2 separate regions of the Homo sapiens genome follow, and region 2 is linked to region 1. Evidence: read pairs that join two places in POLR2A ChIA-PET (ENCODE). Cell type or tissue: PC-9. All regions are shown on one strand. Each heading gives the region's core, and the rest is flanking DNA. Links, peaks and the distances in the headings are about the cores only.

What was found. ChIA-PET counts read pairs that join two places held together with the same protein. Peaks named below come from ENCODE experiments on the same cell type or tissue, not always from the same donor. Only the 100,000 strongest peaks of a DNase experiment are listed, where the experiment ranks them.
Region 2: POLR2A ChIA-PET joins it to region 1 with 6 read pairs; 2 of 35 experiments call an interaction of 5 or more read pairs at or near these places.

What each region holds. Positions count from the first base shown.
Region 1 is chr5:57,274,470-57,285,260 of GRCh38, reverse strand. No RefSeq gene overlaps it. Among named protein-coding and RNA genes, the nearest start is that of GPBP1, 110 kb to the right of the region's middle. In PC-9, for the core only: CTCF peaks have their summits at 7,790 and 7,991 (motif pointing right); no DNase peak of the experiment used is centred there.
Region 2 is chr5:56,981,985-56,992,775 of GRCh38, reverse strand. No RefSeq gene overlaps it. Among named protein-coding and RNA genes, the nearest start is that of MIER3, 35 kb to the right of the region's middle. RefSeq lists an enhancer at 3,385-3,554. In PC-9, for the core only: no CTCF peak of the experiment used is centred there; a DNase peak (open chromatin) is centred at 6,245; H3K27ac peaks cover 385 bases.

The DNA of each region.
Region 1 (10,791 bases), core at 4,271-8,270:
TGATCAGTTCTGCTGTTAAGATACTCTGATGCATTCTTCAGTATGCCAATTGCATTTTTCAGCTCCAGAATTTTTGTTTGATTATTATTAATTTTTATTTTTTGAGACGGAGTTTCACGCTTGTTGCCCAGGCTGTAGTGCAATGGCATGATCTCAGCTCACCGCAACTTCCGTCTCTCGGGTTCAAGCAATTCTTCTGCCTCAGCCTCCCGAGAAGCTGGGATTACAGGCATGTGCCACCATGCCCAGCTAATTTTGTATTTTTAGTAGAGATGGGATTTCTCCATGTTGGTCAGGCTGGTCTCAAACTCCAGACCTCAAGTGATCCACCCACCTCGGCCTCCCAAAGTGCTGGAATTACAGGCGTGAGCCACCGCTCCCAGCCAATTATTTTTAATTAGTTCAATGTCTTTGTTAAGTTTATCTGATAACATTCTAAATTAATTCCTTCTCTGTGTTATCTTGAATTTGTTTGAGTTTCCTCAATACAGCTATTTTGAATTCTCTGCCTGAAAGGTCACATATCTCTGTTTCTCCAGGATTGCTCCCTGGTAACTTATTTAATTCACTTGGTGAGGGGGTCATATTTTCCTGGATGGTATTGATGCTGGTAGATGTTCTTCAGTGTCTTGGCATTGAAGAGTTAGGTATTTATTGTAGTCTTTGCAGTCTGGGCTTGTTTGTACCTGTCCTTCTTGGGAAGGCTCTCCAGGTATTCTAAAGGACTTGAGTGTTGTGATCTAAGCTGTATCTGCTTTAGGGGACACCCCAAGCCCAGTAACACAGTGGTTCTTGCAGACTCATAGAGGTACTGCCTTGATGGTCTTGGATAAGATCCAGAAGAATTATCTGGATTACCAAACAGAGACTCTTATTCTGTTCTCTTGCTTTCTTCCAAATGAATAGAATATCTTTCTTTTTGCTCCGAGCCACCTGCAGCTGGGGGTGATGTGACACAACACCCCTGTAGCCACCACCACTAGTACTTCACTGGGTCAGACCTAAAGACAGCTAGGTCTCACCCAAGGCCTGCTGCAACCACTCCCTGCCTATGGCCTATGTTCAAGGCCCTGGAGCTCAAGGTCCTGGGGCTCTACAATCAGCAGATGGCAAAGCCAGACAGGCCTATGCTCTCCTTAAGGCAGCGAATTCCCTCAGGCCCCAGGTAGGTCCAGAGATCCCATCCGGGAGCCAGGGACTAAAGTCAAAAACTTTAGGTGTCTACCTGGTGGTATTTTACTGTACTGTGGCTGAGCTGGCACTCAAACCACAAGATGCAGTTCTTTCTAGTCTTCCCTCCCCTTTCCAAAGATAAGGGAGCCTCCCCCAATGATTACCACCAACACTGGCCCAAAGGGAGTACTGCCAGGCTACCACCAATGTCCCCTTAAGGTCCAAGTGCCTTTCAGTCAGCTTGTGGTGAATGCTGCCTGGCCTGGGACTCACCTTGATGGCAATGGCTCCTCTCTGGTCCAGGGCAGTTCCAGAAATCCCATCCAAGAGTCAAGTCCTGGAATCAAAGACCTCCAAGAGCTCATTTGTGTTCTACTCCCCCGTGGCTGAGCTGGTATGTAAGGTGCAAGACAAAATCCCCTTTGCTTTTCCCTACACTTTTCTCAAGTGGAAGGATCTTGCCCTGTAGCAACCATAGCTAGGAGTGTTGCTCATTCTTGCCTGAAGCCAGCAAGTCTCAGAGGCTCACCCAAGGCCCTTGACGTAGTATCTGGGTATTGCTGCTGGTAATTCAGGGCCCAAGAGCTCTTCAGTTAGCAGGTGATAAATCCTTCCAGGACTAGGTCCTCCTCTTCAAGGCAACAGGTTCCCTTCTAGCCCAGGATGTGTCTAGAAATGTCATCCAGGAACTAAGGTCTGGAAGGGAGACCTCACAACTCTGACTGGTACCCTATCCTGCTGAGCTGGTATCCAAGATGCAAGACAAACTCTTCCCCATTCTTCCCTCTCCTTTCCTCAAGTGGAGGGAAGTGGTCTCTTTTGGAAGTGCAAACTGTGCAGCCTGGGGTTAGGGGAGGGGTGATGCCAACACTCCCTTGGCTGCCCAGGTTGGGGTCTCAGTAGATCACATGCTCCCTTAGTCCACTGTCTCAGCCCAATTCAGCACTAGAACTCACCTAGGAGTTTCAGTCCTTGTGGCCTAGACTGCCTTTCAAGTTTACTTAGGGCCCCAGAACACTTTAGACCACAGTGGTGAGGCTTGCAGGAACTCAAATTTGGACCACTGGGATCAGCAATTCCCCTAATCAGATCAGGTTAGGTCTGATTTAAATTCTGCCTCTGTGGTGGGCATCAGCTGAGTTTGGTCCAGTTTTGTTTTCTGTTATAATAGGGCAGCACTGAGTTCAATGCCTCACAAATGCTGCAGTCTCCCTCTCCCAAGAACATCAAAATACTTGCCACACTGTGCCACCACTGCCAGGGGTTGGGAGAGGAGTGGCTGTATTAGTCCATTCTTGCACTGCTATGAAGAACTACCTGAGACTGGGTAATTTATAAAGAAAAAAGGTTTAATTGACTTAAAAGGTTCTGCAGGCTGTACAGGAAGCATGGTTGGGGAGGCCTCAGGAACTTACAATCATGGTGGAAGGAAAAGGGGAAGCAGGCACATTTTACATGCCAGAAGAGGAGGAAGAGAGTGAAGGGGGAGGTACTACACACTTTTTTTTTTTTTTTTTGAGATGGAGTTTTGCTCTTCTTGCCCAGGCTGGAGTACAATGGCACAATCTCAGCTCACCACAACCTCAGCCTCCCAGGTTCAAGCGATTCTCCTGCCTCAGCCTCCTGAGTAGCTGGGATTACAGGCATGCGCCTCTATGCCGGCTAATTTTGTATTTTTAGTAAAGACGGGGTTTCTCTGTGTTGGTCAGGCTGGTCTCAAACTCCCAACCTCAGATGATCTGCCTGCCTCGGCCTCCCGAAGTGCTGGAATTACAGGCATGAGCCACCGCGCCTGGTGTGCTACTCACTTTTAAACAACCAAATACCATGAGAACTCTATCCGAAACAGCACTAGTGGAATGATGCTAAACCATTAGAAACCACCCCATGATCTAATCGCCTCCCACCAGGCCCCACCTCCAACACTGGGGATTACAATTCAACATGAGATTTGGGTGGGCACACAGATGCCACTAATATCAGTGGCATTAATGATTCAAGATCATTTTTCCTATGTCTTCAGTGCCTCTTTCAGTGATAAGAAGTTAAAACCAGGTATTGTGAGTGCTCACCTGATTTTTTGTTCTTATGAAGGTGTTTTTTTTACATAGATAGTTGTTAAACTGGTGCCCTTGTTGGGGGAATGATAGGTGGAGCCATCTGTTCTGCCTTCTTGCCTGTCATCTTCTTAAATTTTGCAGTTTTTTGTGATCTTTCTCATTCTAAATATTCTCTTTCTTTTGTGATTTTGAATTTTCCTTAAAGAGAGACCCCCAAAATGCATACATTTTAGGCTCCACGAAACACATATCATCCCAACAAAACTGGGATGGCATATTCATTTTATATAGTTGCTTTAACAAACTACCACAAATTTAGAGGCTTAAACAATACATATTTATTATCTCATAGTTGTGTAGGTCAGAAGTCCGACATGGGTCTCACTAGGCTAAAATTAGTGACAGGGCTGCATTCCTTCTGGAGGCTCTAGGGGAAAATTGGTTTCCTTGCTTTTTCCAGATTCTAGAGGTTTCCCCCATTCCTTGGCTCATGGCCCCTTTCTCCATCTTCAAAGCCAGCCACAGCAGTTGAGTCCTCACATCATATCACTCTGGCCTTCTGTGGTCATATTTCCCTCTGACTCTCTCCTGCCTCCCTCTTCTGCTTCTAAGGACCCTAATGATAACATTGAGCCAACCTAGATAATTCAGGATAATCTCTCTATTTTAAAATCAGTTGATTAGCCATTTTAATTTCATCTGCAGTCTTAGTTCCCTTTTGCTGAGTAAGGAAACATATTTACAGGTTTCTGAGATTAAGATATTAGCTTATTTGGGGGCTTTTCTTCTGCCTATCATTGAGGGTGTAATCCTGGATCAGGCATCTCCACACCCACACCCACAGCTCTACCCACACCCATTCCCAAAGGAGGAGGCCATCAACGGAAGTGAAGGATAAACTTCAGGAGATAAGGCAAGGTGTGACTGGGTGAGAGAGAGAGACCTGATGACAGAGATCCTGACTCCACCTCCTGTTCTACCTTGCTGTTGATCAACTTCCTTGGCCACTTGAGCAAGCTCGAGTTCAGTTCCTGTCACTTGCTACTAGCAGAGTCCTGATTAATACAGCAGTCATTTATTGAGAGTCAGCTATGTGGCAAGACTGTGTGAAATATCTTACAAGTACTTGTTTTTACTGCTCATAACTACTCTGAAAAATATTATTTTTTGCATTTTAAAAATTAAGAAACCAAGGGTGAAGTACCTTGCCCCAGGTCATCCACTAAGGCTCAAATCTAAGTCTTCCCAATGGATGTTTGCAGAGTTTATACTCTATATCCTTGGGTTCTGCATCTGCTAACTCAACCAACCATGATTCAAAAATATTATTTAAAAACCAGTGAAGGAACAATAAAAAATAATATAAGTTAAAAATATAACATTACAACTATTTACATAGCATTTATATTGTATTAAGTATTATAAGTAATCCAGAGGTGATTAAAGCATATGGGAGGATGTATATATGTTATATGCAAATCCTATGCCATTTTACATTGTTACTTGAGCATCTTTGGATCTTGGTATCCGTGGGGGTCCTGGAACCAATCTCCCATGGATATCAAGGAAGGATATTGAAAATGAACCTCCTCCTCTGTAGGTTTCTTATTTCTGGAGGTCCTCCACTAGCGTTCCAGCAACTGTGGTTGCCTCAAGGTCTGTCCTGTGCTTCTTTAAGCCAAAAAGATTGCAGGTTTTCTATTGGGGTTTTAGCTGTTCCTGATTAAGGCTTGACTTAGAGGCCATGAAAACAGGAAACTCAGCCAATGCCATTCATTTCTTCTAGGGCCAACTCCCCACCTGATTTTGCTGGGTGGTCTCTCTCCAGTACACCACTTTGGACTTCTCAAACTGTATGACAAACTGCAATTTGAATGTCTTAAATTCAACATCCAAAGCTAAACTCTTTTCCCCTGCCCCCAAAAATACACTCTTCTTTCTGAATTCTTATCATAATGGATGGCACAACCATATAAGCCAAGTACAGCACAGACATCCTTAACATCTTCACCCCTTTACCAACCAAACCCTATTGATCTGTCTCCTTAACATCTCAACTTACTCCCACTACAATGGCCTTACTTCTTTTTCATTTCTTTCTAGTAGTATTGCAACATTTTAACTGCCTCCCTATTTCTTAGTTTACCCCCTCCAGTCTTTTCCTTTTTTAATTTTTTAATTTTTAAAAATAATAGAGATGGAGTCTCACTATGTTGGCCAGGTTGGTCTTGAACTCTTGGCCTCAAGCAATCCTCCCACCTTGGCCTCCCAAAGTGCTAGGAGTACATGTGTTAGCCACTGTGCCCAGCCCAGTCTTTTCTTTATTCTGTGGCCAAAGTGTAACCTTCAGTAGTTCCTCGGCCTCCAGGAAAGCATTCAGATATTTAGTTAGAGTCTCAAGATCTCTACCTGCCTTTCTACCTTTTTTTTTTATTCTATTTTTTTTGTTTTGTTTTGTTTTTTGAGACAGAGTCTTGCTCTGTCACCCAGGCTAGAGTGCAGGGGTGCAATCTCAGCTCACTGCAACCTCCGCCCCAGGGTTCAATTCTTATGCCTCAGCCTCCTGAGTAGCTGGGGCTACAGGCATGTGCCACCACACCTAGCTAATAATTGTATTTTTAGTAGAGATGGGATTTCGCCATGTTGGCCAGGCTGGTCTTGAACTCCTGGCCTCAAGTGATTCTCTCACCTCGGCCTCCCAAAGTGTTAGGATTACAGGTGTGAGCCAATGCAGCCAGACTTTCTAGCCTTTATCTATTCCTCCACATACACTCCTCCAGTGCCGTTCACACACTAGCCCCTCTATTGAAACACCCTATCTTCCACCAAACAGCTAACACCTAATTGTTCTTCAAAACAAGGATCAGATTATTTTCTTTCCTTTTTTTTTTCTTTTTTTGAGACAGGGTCTCACTCTATTACCCAGGTTGGAGTGCAGTGGTGCAATCATAGCTTACTGTAGCCTCTAACTCAAGCAATCCTCTCACCTCAGCCTCCTAAGTAGCTGAGACTACCAGTGAATGCCACTGTACCAGCTTGAATCAGATTCTTCTATTGACTTGCTTTTATGCGTTTCATAGTGCTCATGATGCTGCCTAATTAACTTTGCTGTCTCCTTACTAGATGAAGAGCTTTGTGAAGGATGGGCCTCCTTTTTCAATATCTGTGTTCCCAAATACGAAAATATTCCCAGATACACAACAGCTGAAATTACATATTAGAGTCCATAAATATTTGTTGAGCAAATGAATGAAACAAAACATTTAAATAGTGGAAGAGTGGCCATATTGTAAATGTAAATGTACTTCCTTGGTGGATGTCTCCACCCCAGACTTTTCCTTGGTTACAGAATTTTAGTTCTCCCAACCTTCACTTTGATGAACCTCCAAAATATATACATATATGTGTGTGTGTGTGTGCATATATGTGTATATATATGTGTGTATATATATACATATGTATGTATATATATGTGTGTGTATATATATATACACACATGTATTTATGTGTGTGTGTATGTATGTGTATATATATATATATATATATATACACACACACACATTTATACACACACACACACACATATATATATATCTCCAGGTTCTTCACATACCCTTGAACCTGAATCAAACATCCCTAAAGCAAGTATCTCACTCACGGTTCATTCCAATATAGTGGCCATTGATTAAATGATCTGAAATACTTTTTTTTTGTTGTTTGTTTGAGACAGAGTCTTACTCTGTCACCCAGGCCGGACTGCAGTGGGACAATCTTGGCTCACTGCAACCTCCGCCTACCAGGTTCAAAGGATTCTCCTGCCTCAGCTTCCCAAGTACCTGGGATTACAGGCACCCACCACCACGGCTAATTTTTGTAATTTTAGTAGAAACGGGGTTTCACCATGATGGCCACGCTGGTCTCAAACTCCTGACTTCAAGTGATCTGCCTTTCTCGGCCTCCCAAAGTGCTGGAATTACAGGCATGAGCCACCGTGCCCAGCCTGAAAGACTTTTAACAGTTTGGAGAGTAAAAGGAACTCAATACATCTGCAGTATGTCATCCAATTTGCCAAATTCCTAATCATAATTTGGAAGAGCACCCACATTTTTCATATATCTCAGAGTTCCCTTTGAATATGGCCACCTTCACTCTTTTGATTACAAGTACATGCACCTATAAATTCACAAAGTAAGAAAAAAATGCATATATTTTGGAAGAGGCATAACAAGAAAAAAATAGTAAAACTAAATGAAAATAGAAAATACAAAAATATGCTTGACATTCCTAATACAAAATAAGTATCTGCTCTCAAAAGAAATGCAGATCCATAAGGAAGTAAAGTATGTAAAGACTTGAGTTAAAGGTTGGAGATAGCTTAAGAACCCTGCCAGGTATATAACTCATTTCTCTTATCTAAAAACTAACTAATAATGAGAAGCACTCAACATTTTATGGCAATGGGAAAGAAATGAAAGACTATGATAGATTGGTCAGCTCAATGAATCTAGTGAAAAATTATATAATGAATAGAATAATTTCAACCTGTATCAAAATAAAATAGGAGATGGAGATGGAATTCATCCAAATAATTTGTTTGACATGTGCAAGATAATTTGAATCAGAAGAAAAGTATTTTTAATACAAAATGGCAACCAAAATCCAAACTGGGCTCAAGGTTCTAAACTAACACATGCAGTATTTTTTCCTAAGTTACTTTGCGATATAATGCCACCTGAGGGCACCAAAGCATTAAAAATCTTTTTGTCATATTTTCTGCTGAAATAAAAAGTTCAAATTCTTTCAATGAACATTTATTAAGCAGTTATATGTTTTTTTGGTTTTGTAGAAACAAGGTCTTGCTATATTGCCCAGACTGGTCATGAACTCCTGACCTCAAGTAATCCTCCTGCCTCAGCTTCCCAAAAAGCTGGGATTAAAGGCATGAGACACCACACCCAGCCACTGTTATGGACAAGCATCTGTAATAAGGACACAGAGATAAATGAAACATAATCACTGGCCTTGGTCAGTGAGGTCAAGATGTGAAGGGGGTGGCCTTAGTGCTACAGAGGAGAATGTCATGGTTTGAGTTACTTATTGTCATCAGGTATAAGCACATCCAATCTCATTGACAGTGGTTCTCTGAGTAGGGCCCAGACTCCTAGGAGTCCCTGAGATCCTCTTGGGGTTGATTAAGGTAAAAAAAAAATTCATTATAATAGTAAAATGTTTTTGCTTTCATTTTTTTAATGCATGTAGAGTGGTATTTTCCAAAGGCTATATAACATGTGACAATGTGGTTGCTATGCTGATGATATGGTTTGGCTTTTTGTCCCCACCCAAATCTCATCTTAAATTGTAATCTTGTAATCCCCACGTATCATGGGAGGGACCTGGTGGGAGATAATTGAATCATGGGGGCAGCTCCCCCCTCCCCCGTGCTGTTCTTGTGACAGTGAGTAAGTTCTCATGAGAGCTGATGATTTTATAAGGGGCTTCCCCCTTTGCTGGGCACTGATTCTCCTGCTGCCCTGTGAAAAGATGCCTTCTGCCATGATTGTAAGTTTCCTGAGGCTTCCCCAGACATGCGGAACTGTGAGTCAATTAAACCTCTTTTATTTTTAAATTACCCGGTCGGGTATTTCTTCACAGCAGCATGAGAACAGACTAATACAGCTGACTAATGGAATGTATGCTTCTAAATTGTGTTTTTAAAGAAATCTCCAAGAGAGTAAGTTTAGGATATAAATTTGTGCACTTTCAGAGATTAATTTAGTTTGTTTTCTGTACTCCCATAGGGCTTTTACAAACTATCTTCAGGAATATCACTGTGATCTCTATAACCTTTTTGTCCAACAAATTGTTATTTTGAAACTCAGAAATTTTTCTGAGTTTCTGTAGAAATAACACTATTTAATACACGTTGATGTCTTATTTTGCAATATTTTAAAATTCTTAAAACTTTTCTAATTTTTTAATTTTTACCTAAAATATTTCAGTTTAATATTTTATACTAAAATTAGCAATCAGGCACAGTGGCTCATACCTGTAATCCCAGCACTTTGGGAGGCCAAGGCAGGCGGATCACTTGAGGTCAGGTGTTTGGGACTAGCCTGGCCAACATGATGAAACCTGTCTCTGTTAAAAATACAAAACTTAGCCGGGCATGGTGGTACGTACCTGTAGTCCCAGCTACTCAGGAGGCTAAGGCAGGAGAATCACTTGAACCTGGGAGGTGGAGGTTGCAGTGAGCCAAGATTGTGCCACTGCACTCCAGCCTGGGTGACAGAACAAGACTCCATCTCAAAAAAGAAAAAAATAAAAAGTTAAATTAGCAAAAATAGATTTTTATTTTTATTATAGTTAAGAAGATAAGTTGGCTAAAAATAAAGATTAGAAGAAGAGGCCAGACACAGTGGCTCACGCCTGTAATCCCAGCACTTTGGGAGACCGAGGTGGGTGGATCACCTGAGGTTGGGAGTTCAAGACCACACTGACCAACATGGAGAAACCCCATCTTTACTAAAAATACAAAATTGGGCGTGGTGGTGCAGGCCTGTAATCCCAGCTACTCAGGAGGCTGAGGCAGGACAATTGCTTGAACTCGGGAGGCAGAGTTTGCAATAAGCTGAGATCACACCATTGCACTCCAGCCTGGGCAACAAGAGCAAAACTCCATGTCAAAAAAAAGAAGAAGAAGAAGACTTGTTTTCTCAATCAACGGCTGCACCATCAATATCTAAAAATGTTCAAAGAATGAAATTGACACCACAGCGTTTTCTAACTCATGAAAAAAGGGAATTTACTTCAAATAAACTGGGCAAAACTATAAATAAACAAAAAGTATGAGGAAAGCTATTGTGATGGTTAATTTTAGATAACTTGTCAAATTAAAAATTTAGTTGCAAACATGAAGACTCAGTTAATAGCTTATCTGCAGAATTGTACTTGCTTTACAAATGGGCAAATCTACATATGTGGCTGAACTTGCTGTTTTACTTGTATTCATGTGATGTCAGCACCAAGCAATTATCAAAGAATATCTTCTTTTATGTAAATACTTGTCAACAAACATAAGTGATGCTGAAATAGTCAAAGCACTAAATAACCTTTTTGAATCACAGGGTGTTTTACTGAAACAATTGTGTCAAACATTTGCACTGATGGTGCACAGGAAGTGGATAAAACTGCTGGTGTCTTAACATGAATCAAAAGTATTCATGATGGCACCAAAGAATATTAGTAGTCATTGTATTTCTTAGCGCCCAGGTATTTAATAGTAAAGGGGAAAAATGCCAGCTTCACTTACAGATGTTCTGTATAAAACAGTAAAAATTATTACTTTTATTAAGTTTCAAATCTTGAGAACATCTTTTTCATATTCTGTGTGATGCAATGGGACATACACCTAAAGCTAAATATTCTAGGTCATATTACTCATATTTTGCTATTTAGAAAGCATGAAGCAAATAAATTACACTAGAACATCTAAGGGAGTAGTTTACATGACTTGTGACATTTTGATGAGTTGCAATAAAAAAATGACAATCTTAAAAGT
Region 2 (10,791 bases), core at 4,134-8,133, 290 kb after region 1:
ACTGAATCTCAAAGTTTTCAGGTGGCAGGATCTAGAAACGTAGGTTTTTAAAGAGCTCCATTGGGATTCTGTTGCCCTGTCAAGGTTAAAATTTTTTGATATGTGTGGTAGCCATGAAAGTGTACTGCTCACACCTTCAAAAGAACCTGCCTTGAGAAACACAGCCAGTCTCCCTTTGGATCCAGCACCACGTTAACACCAAGACAACACTTCCTGGCTGGCACAGGACGACTTAACAGGCAACTTGGGCTCCAGGATTCCAGATGGGCCTGACTGGAACTTTCTTAGAACTACCTGGAAATCTGAGACGCTTTTTACCCAGACCTCCTTTGTTCCCCCTCTTCTTTCACCTCTGTCAGAATAACATCATGATCTGAATGTTTTCCCAACCTACTCCTGCTCCCTCACCTTTATCCTTCATGGGTGCTTTCCCCAATAAATCTCTTGTGCGTCTTGATGGATGCTTCTTGGGAAGCCAGAACTGACACAATGTGGCTGATAATTGAAGGCATAGACATGGTAGAGATCATTCAGTAGAGAAGAGAAGGCCAGACAGAACCCTGAGGATCACCTACATTCCCAAGATAGGCAGCAGAAGAGGTTCCTAGAAAAAATGGAGATGAAGCAGCCAAAGAAGTAGGATGGAACGCAAGAGAACATGACCTCACAGAAGTCCTGGAAAGGGAGCTTCAGGCCGGGCGCGGTGGCTCATGCCTGTAATCCTAGCACTTTGGGAGGCTGAGGTGGGCGGATCACCCAAGGTCAGGAGTTCTAGACCAGCCAGGTCAACATGATGAAACCCCATCTCTATTAAAAATACCAAAAAAAAAAAAATTAGCCAGGCGTGGTGGTGTGTGCCTATAGTCCCAGCTACTCAGGAGGCTGAGGCAGGAGAATCACTTGAACCCAGGAGGCGGAGGTTGCAGTGAGCCTAGATTGGCCCCCTGCACTCCAGCCTGGGTGACAGAGTGAGACTCCATCTCAAAAAAAAAGAACTTCAAAGAGGCTGATATGGTTCATATAGTCACAGTGGTCAAATAAGGACTCAAAAGATTTAACAGTATGGGCTGGAGGTCTCAGTGACAGTGTCTTCAGTGGAATTAGAAACACAGATTGAAGTAGGCAAGGAATACAGTGTAGATGAGGAAGTGGAGATACTGAGGGCAGACATGCCTTTGCAGGGTCTTGTCTAAGAAAGGGAGAAAATAAGATAGGGTGGATTTGGATTTGAGAGTTTTTCTTTAATGAATTCTATACATTTCTTTTCATAAGATGGGAGATGCTAGGGCCTTTTTAAATGTCTCCAGGAAGGAGGTAGTATAAGGGCAAGAGTGAAGAGCAATGTTGAGAGATGGTGGAACCAGATGAGATCACTATGAGATAGAAAGAATAGACTAAGAGGCAGGACTCCTTTCTCATCTTGGCAATGCGGAAAAGAAGGAAGAAGAGCTACAGACACAAGTAAACTTGTGCATTGGGTTCCAGAAAGTTAAGCGAGTTTCCATATGATGGCTTCTATTTTCCTTGAGGTTAAGTCTCAAGTGAGAGGACAGTGAGCAGTGGTGGGATATAGGTAAAAAAAAAGGAGAGAGAAGTTAAAATAATTTCTGTAGAGAGTGAGAAGTGAGCTACCCAGACAACAGAAGGATTGTCAGGCAGCCACTGAAGACCTGGTTGGAGTCCATGAGTTCAGAGTGGCCTGACTACATGTGTTTGCATAGGTTTTTTTTTTTCCCATTAGACTATGTATGGGGCACAGAAGGCAGGTGGATCGGTTCTTCAAGCTTGGAGTGTTGCTGGGCAGGTGTGATGCAAGGACCATAGGGGAAGGCAGTGAAGGAAACTGGAGAGAAAGTGGTAGAAGTAATGGGCTATGAGGTCTAGATTCGATAGAAAAGGAAACAGAGAGGATGAAGAAAAAAGAAAGTCAAGAACAGACAATGGAAATTTTAGAGTAAGGGAAATAGAAGGATAGGAGATTTTGATCGTTAGCAGAATGTTTGAAGATTTTAGAGGTGGAATCATTTCAGGTGGTGGTGAGGTCTCAGGTATGGCAACTGGAGTAGGTGAATGTGATGGCATTTGGAGTTGAATAGGTAAAGAAATAAGGTGCAGAAGTGCTGGATGGGTCTTTCATACAGACACCGAAGAAACTATCAATGATAATAGATCTGGGGAATGACGGAGATGGTGGACAAGGAGTCAGGGTTTACAGGGAATGATGAGCCATAATGAGGAGGTCCACAAGTGAGAGGAAGGAGGAAAGAAGGGCAGCAAAGCCAGATTATGGTATGGGTCTTAAAGGAAAAAAAGGATGTAGTCAAGCGGGGAAGAATTGTTGAGGGAAGATTCTTTCAAGCTAATCTCTTACTTGAGGAGGACACATGGAGTACAGGAGAGCAAGAACCAAGTGGTCAGAGGGCTGCAGAACAAGCAATTTCCTTCAGAATGTCCGGGTTTCTCTTTAGGTGAGGAGATGCAGGAAATATTTTGTGATGTTGAAAATTCAGCAGAGTTAGTATCTGGGAAACAGGGTTTCACGGGAGCACCATGGGCAGATTTGGGAGAAAAAGGAAAGGCAGTGGGTTGCGGCAGGAGAAAGGAAGGACAACATAGTAGAGAAGAGAGTCTGGGAGAGAAGAGATGGCAAAGCAGTTTCATCTTGACTGGTGTTCAATGTTGACAGGAAGTAAACCAGGATGCACTCATAGCAGGGTTTCTGGAAGAAGTATCCCCACAATGCCTTCATGAATAGGAGGGCCTTGGGTTTCTGTCAGAAGTCCAAGCTCAGGTAGATTATATGTCTAAAAGAATTCTAGTGTAACGACCCCTTGAGCAATGACAGTATCATAGTTTCACCATTCTAAGATGATGTGAATTGTGAGGTCACCCAACTCAGAACAACTTTCAGGGGGTGAGAAGGGAAACAGTATGTTTATCATGCATCATGATTTCAGAAACGTTACCACATGAAACATTTATGACTTAGTCAAGAAAATACAAAAGGTGCTTCTGTATAACTTCATCATGTCCCTGGTTAATGGAGTGGAATGTACACTCTATTTCTTAAATGAATAAAGGAGAAAGGTGTTGAGAGATGGCCATTCAGAGAGAATAAGAGGAAATGAGATGAAAGAGCTGCCTGGGTGATGTTAGTGAGGATTTCCTAACAGCGATCATTCTAGTTTGGTCTAATCTTTGTTTATCACAAAACTGGGTTTACACAAAAAACAAGATTGTCTCCTCCCGAGGGACTTTAAATATGGTAGATTTCTCATTCCTTGGAAATGGGTTTCCCGGCTGTAAGCCAAAATCTAGATAATCTCTCAAATTATTTACCAAAGTGACTCTTCTGCCTCCTTCACCCCCATAATTCCCATTTGTGTCTTTACCCAGCCAGTTTAGACCCTTGCTTATATGTAGGGCAAAGTTCCATGTAAATAGGCTTTATTTAGTCTTTCTCTGAGACTTATTTCTTTAAATCCTAAAATAGAAAGTTAACAGAAGAATTTCCTAAGTTTTTCTCCACTCTATTTACATTTCAAAATGAGCATAATGCTGGAGTTTTTTGTATGCTCCAAGAGGCAAAACCAAACCCCTGGTTGGTGTAATTTACTTAAATGCCAGATTCTCCTGGGGAAACTGGGCTCTCTTTATAGGCCTTGATTCAAATAACTACTCTGATTCTCAATAGCTTTTTATGAAATTACCATGCAGAGCCTAAATTGGTGCAGCTGAATTAAATAAATATCGGAGTTTAACATTCTTAATCGCAAACCCTCAATTTAACCAACCATTTATTATAATCAAAAAGCAATCAATATGTTGATTGTGGTGACATGCAAAATGGAGGTAGAATTATTAGTAATTACCATATATTTGTGGTTCAATGTGATGGTGAAATAACTGGGAAAAAAATTTTAAAGCACACTACAGTTAAAGGACTGGTTGCTATGTTTTGGAGCAGCATGCTATATTGATTGTAGTCTTTAAATAAGTTGAGTAACATAGTTGCTGTCAAACATATGAATTATTCATGAAGCAAAGTTTGAGAACACTAAAGCAGCCCCTGTTTATGAATATTCGGACGTGTTAATATATAAACGACTGACCCAACACTAACCAATTCTTGCATGAAGAAAAGGTCTCAGAAACAAAATGGAAATCTATTAGGCAAACTCACTTGAGTCACTCGCTTGAAATGTAATCAGTCTGAGAGATGGGGAATAAAGACTGAGCTGCAAGTCAGGGAGGTATCAGGCCAAAGAGGGAGGCATGGGGACCTTCTTCGACTGGGATTGCTTGGTGATGCCAAAGTCTTTTTTGCAGGCTCCAGGGACCCTGGAATTTCTATGATCACATTTGCAAAGGTGTGGCCTTTGGATCCCTTCCTATCAATATTCGGAACTACATAGTAACACACCTCTGGTTTACTTTTTCAGCCCTATTTAGGAAAGGATGAAAGGAAATTTCAGAGCATTCCATATTTGAGAAAATCCTCACAATTTCTTTTCTCTAAATAAATTTCCACAATGGCCTGTAAGCTGTATGTTTTAATATTTACAAGGCCTCATTAGAAACACAATTCTTACTTCCCAAAAACTCTGGACATCACTGAGTCTTGGGACAATATATTTTAGTAAAAGATAAAATAGAGAATTTTTCTGAGGCCAGCAGATTACATAGATAAGAGTCTCATAGGGAGGCAGTGACTGGTGACCAATTAGGATGATGAACTGACCCAGTTTGCCTGGGTCTCAGAGGATTGCCAGGATATGGGAACTTCAGTTTTAAAACATAGAACAGTTTCAGACAAGCTGGGATGAGTTGATAACCCTACCAACCATCTCAGTATGATCAGAGGAATCTCTTAGAATGTGGAACTTCTAGTGGAAAAACTAGGAAAACCCTGGGCAAACAAGGAGGATTGGTCACCCTACCCAAACCACAAAATGAGAGGAACACATTTGGGAGGATCTACTTATGCTGATCAAGTTTCCAAAAGACTACTATACAAAACTAAAAGCTAATCTATTCATTCACAAAAGAGCGCACATTTTCCTCTGAGTGGAATTTTATGTACATCATCTAGGGGACTCCATTCCATTGTCAACACGACTAAATTTTTTGAGTAGAGTCTTCCAAGTGTGTGTGTTACCAGAGCTAATGGAAGAAATGTCTGGAGTATTAATTCCCAAACATCACTGCAGATCAATATCACCACAGGGGCTTGTTACGAAGAGGGACCCTTGGGCCTCACTCAGATTTTCATTTACTAGGGCCTGGGATGGAGCTTGGGAACTGTATTTTTTATAAGCTCCCCCAGAGGATACCAGTCAAGTTTAAGATAAGGAAAATATTTTACCCAGGCCAGGGTAGAACCTGATGAATCACTCTACCCAGCCACTTCTCAGGTGATCACAATTTTCATGTTGCACATGTTGCAATGAGTCCACATACTCTTAGGTTCTGGTATCCGACACTGTCCATTCTCTTCTGACTCTGCCACTTACAAACTAAAACTTGAGCGGTTCAGTTACACTCCCTGACCGTCAGTTTCCTCATCTGTCAAGATGAACCTCATCTATTTGCATACAACCTATTTCATTAAGTTGTTATGAAATTAAGTGATACAATGCATGTGACATGTTTAGAAGCCTGAGAGCCATCAAGTTCAATGAATATTAGCTAAAATTATGATTTAATGTCTCTCCCTGACTGGTGATGAATAGACTGATACATTCTTACTCTTAGCTTTTTTTTTTTTTTTTTTTTTTTACTAAACTCTCTGAAGGCCATCTCTTTCTGTTAATGCACTGTTTCTTCAGTCAGGGTGCCTCACACTATTAGATTTCAGGTTAATATATTTGACTACATGAATGTTTGATTGTCCCACAGCTTTGACCTGTTGATATAATCATGTTTCTGAAGATGAGATCTGAGTCACCCCAGTTCAGCCTGGGTGCTGTCAGCCATGTGCATTCACCCAGTCTGTTGGGGGCAGTCATGGATAGCATGAAGCTATTCCATTCTGGCAAGGTCATCATGAGTCGATGATTGAGAAAAGTGAGTCCTGCAATATAGGGCATGGTTGGGAATGCCTTCTTTTGCAATGTCCATTTAATTCTCTCCTGTTCACTGCTCCAGTAGGTGGGGATTAGATAAATTCCATGTATTTGCATTGGTTTCAGTTAGATTAAGTTTCATTTCCTCATTTTCTCGATCTCAGAAGGATGCTTACCCCTACTCTCCTGAACTAAGTAGAGTCACCATGTGGAAGTGTGGTTACACTAGTATGACTACAGTTGGCTAGTTGTTTACCATGTTATTTCCTTTTTCCTCGTAGACACATAACTAAATATTTATCAGTCTTCCTGTCAGTTAGATATGGTCATAGGACTGAGTTTCAGCCAATGGAATCAGGCAGAAGTATTGTGAGTTATTTCCAGGCTTGTCTGAGGAAACCTCCAATGCAATCCTCTAAATCCTCTTCCCTCACCTGCTGACTTAATGCACTAGATTCAGCGAAGCCACTAGATTGTAAGAGGCTTGGATCCTGGGTCACTGCTCAGAGAAGAGCTGCCCAAGAGAATGCCTGACTAGGAACAGCTAAAATAGACCCTTGCATTTGTGAAAACCAACCTCTAATTGGGATTAGTCACTGAGATGTAGGGTTTTTCTATTTCATCAGTTAGCTTGTCCTGACTTTTCAAGTAAGAAGGAGGAACTACCAATATCCACTGCAGACATTGGGCAAGTAGTATTTTTGGTCTCTGACATTTTAATTTTTAAAAAATAAAATATGCTTTTAAAAATAAAGTTATCCAAGTAAGTCTTTACATATTTATTCTAGAAAAATTAAAAACAAGGAAAAAAATTAAAGTAAGCCATAATTATATGATATATTCTTTTGGACTATGCATATCTAGATACATTTTCCCCATTAAAATTAGCTCATCTGCTTTTGGTATTTTAGAACTTTTTCCATTACTTAACATGTATTTATTTATTTATTTTTAGATAGGGTCTTCCTCTGTTGCCCGGGCTGGAGTGCAGTGGAGTCATCCTTGAACTCCTGGACTCAAGTGATCCTCCTGCCTCAGCCTTCTGAGTAGCTAGGACTACAGGTACACGCCATCATGCCTGACTAATTTTTTTATTTTTATTTTTTGTAGAGATGTGGTTTTGCTGTTTTACCCAGGCTAATCTCAAACTCCTGGCTTCAAGCGATCCTCCCACCTCAGCCTTCCAAACTACTGGGATTGCAAACAGAGCCACTGTGCCTGGCCCTTATTTAACTTTCAATGTAAACATTTTTTTTTCACCTGTATTATCATTTAAAAGGGAGGTACCACCATCTGTCTAATGCAGTTATTGAATATTAAGATTTTTCTCAATTTTTTTCCCACAAAATAAATACTTCTGTGAATTTTTCTGTATATTAATCTTTGCTCCCATCTTTATTCTCTTAAGATAAATTTGTTGAAGTGGAATTGCTAATTTGACATTTTATTCTTTTTTTTTTTTTTTTTTTTTTTTTTGAGATGGACTCTCAGTCTGTCACCAGGCTGGAGTGCAATGGTGTGATCTCGGCTGATTGCAACCTCCACCTCCCAGGTTCAAGCGATTCTCCTGACTCAGCTTGCCAAGTAGCTGGGACTACAGGCATGCGCCACCATGCCCAGCTTATTTTTGTATTTTTAGCAGAGACAGGGTTTCACCATGTTGGCCAGGATGGTCTCAATCTCTTGACCTTGTGATCCGCCCGCCTTGGCCTCCCAAAGTGCTGGGATTACAGGCGTGAGCCACCACGCCCAGCCTGACATTTTATTCTTATAACTAGTGTAGGGTTGCCTGGTTCCATTGGCCTTGACCAAAATCACAGCCATCTTTCAATTTCATAGATTGTAAGTGAGCCTGAGGAAGGATTTGCCAACATTTGTCATTATATGACAGGCAATTGAAGAAGAAAACATCAGGCCTCATAACTTGAATCACAATCTCTTGAAATAAAAGTTTCTTCCAAAGTTTGTTACAACTGAAATTCCTTAGAGAGTGAGATGTAAGCCCATCCTGGGGCAGACAGGCCCATTGCTGTTCTTCCACACTTTTCCATGTCTGAGGTCTGCAGGGCAGGATGTGGTTACACACTGAGATACAGATTAACCTAAGTGTTGCATTTAACATTCTGTAGAAACCATTCTGGTAAAGAGGCCTTTTATTTTCAGGTTTGTGCGAGTAATTATTTGGTTAAAAAAAAACCTCCTAAAAATTTGATTATTTCAACTAACACCAGAGTTAGATAAGAATATGAAGGATCAGGTATGATTTTATTTATTTATGATAAACTCATAGAACGTATACTGCAAGTTTTGCTATTTGGAGGTTTTAAAATCTTAGCAGACTGGTAGATTTCATATATCAGCTATCTTAGGGCAAACAAGGCAGTAGTTTACATTTTTTCATTTTGAAAACAACTCTCTACTCTCGTGGTAGCACCTTTTGGCCTCACTGACATTGTGCAACTGTGCAGGCCACACACAGTTGCAAAGACCCTTATCTTCTATCAGCAATGTGTGTTGTATTGTGATTAGACCAGCCCAACTCATGGATGACTGTGTATGCCATTGTCAAACAATCCTGTTTGGATGGGGCATAACCTTGTGATTAATGCCTTTCAACAGCTGGCTTCAAAGATGAAGAACAGTGCAGATGGTTGAAGGCACAGATAATACAGGTTATGCACTGATTTATTGGCATCTGCAAGAGATATTTTTGGAAATACTGTGGCTAAGAACATGCTGCTCTAAACACTTTTTATCAGGATTACACATAAATATTTTCAAAATAGTTTATATGGTAATGATTTTAGTTTAAGCCATTTGGATGGAGGGATAGAGTCTGAAGACAGGTCATTTAAGTACTTCATGGGGCCCAGTTTCATAAAGTGCTTTTAGTATCAGAAGGGTAACAAAATGACTGGGTCATTTGTTTGATAAAGTTGCACTCCCTCCACATCAGACTTCCCTTCCAGTTATGCAACTACCAAAGCACAGTGTGAGAAGATGATTATGCCTCATCAATGTCTTCTCTAGGAGGTCTCTTCATGGCCACATAGAAAGTATTACTCTTGGTAGGAAAGATATATAATTTGTTTGTTCATTTAAAACAGCAATCTACTTTCTAACAGCTGAAAGCCAAATCAATTTATTTATATATCTTCGGAGTGTGATGTATTACAAAGAACTTACCTGCAAGGTTTTTATTTTGGACTTTGCCCAATGAAAATGATGTCACTATTTCCATGCTGAATTATTTATTGGATCTTGACAATAGTAACAGGCAGCTTTTCCCCTAAAATTGGTAGCCGTGTTCATTACACTTTGCTGTTACTGCGTGAAAAGATGTTCTAATAGTCCTGAGGGTCTTCATCGTTGGGATTGTATGTTTCAAAACAGAATCTCATCTCAATCCTTCCTGATTGATGAACATCTTTCTCAGAATCTTTGAAGCACCTGGCACTGAGCTGGCACTCAGTGTTGGTTCCTTTTCTCCTGCTAAGGAGATGATACCTCTATGATAAACCATGCACATCTAGTACACTTTGTAAGCTTGGGGTTGTGAGACAAGGCTTAGTAGGCTGTAGGGCTTTTCAGAATGGGGATGGCAGAAACCCAATGGGACAGATTCATGGCCCATACCCCCTAACAGTGTGATTTTAGCATGTTTTTTCTTTTCCTTTCTATCGGATTGTGTGACCAATTTCCTAAAATTGCTGTTTTGCCCTTTGTAGAAAACAATTATTTTTACTGATTAATTTATAATTTTACGCCAACCACTCTAGCACTGGAATGCCTGGATCATGTGAGATTCTACAAATCTCCCTATGTGATCCTGGTATTTGCTTCCCTCCATCACTTGAGAATTTGATATTCACCCAGAAGAGGTCAGTCACAACAGGCCATTGGCAAACATTTTCCTCCCATAGATTGGTGTATTAGTCCCTTCTCATGCTGCTATGAAGAACTACCCAAGACTGGGTAATTTATAAAGAAAAGAGGTTTAATTGACACCCAGTTCTACATGGCTGGGGAGCCCTCAGGAAACTTACAATCGTGGTGGAAGGCATCTCTTCACAGGGCGAGAGGAGAGAGAATGAGTGCAAGCAGGGGAAATGCCAGACGCTTATAAAACCATCAAGTCTTGTAAGAGTCACTCATTCTCACGAGAACAGCATGGGGGAAACCACCCCCATGATCCAATTACCTCCACCTGGTCCCACCCTTGACACGTGGGGATTATTACAATTCAAGGTGAGATCTGGGTGGAGACACAGAGCCAAACCATATCAATTGGCTAGATGAAATCAAGCTGGAGGTCACCCAATTCTGTATAGCCACAGTTTTGCAACTCCACTGTACAGTGCATATAAAGTATTATTTTAGCCAATTCTGGGTCCCTAGTCTTTCAGAGGCACAGGATTTCATCTGCATTAATGCATTAGTTATATACTCTGTGAGTGACTCTTTCGTAGTGTCAGAGAGTAAACATTGAGACTTCTCAGAGAAAGGGCTGGTTGAGTGAAACATCCTTTGACTTGGGACCTTCTTACTCCATACCCTGTGGTTGGAGGGGGGAAGGGGAGGGTTAAACATGACAGCTGTCAGCTGTGAGGGTGCAGCTGCTATACAAGTCTGTTACCATTCTAGGGATGAGGGCTTCTGAGGCACTTTGGGGATTGTGACTCCTCCTTAGTTTGTCACCAATTCCTCTGTAAGAGCCAGAGTAATA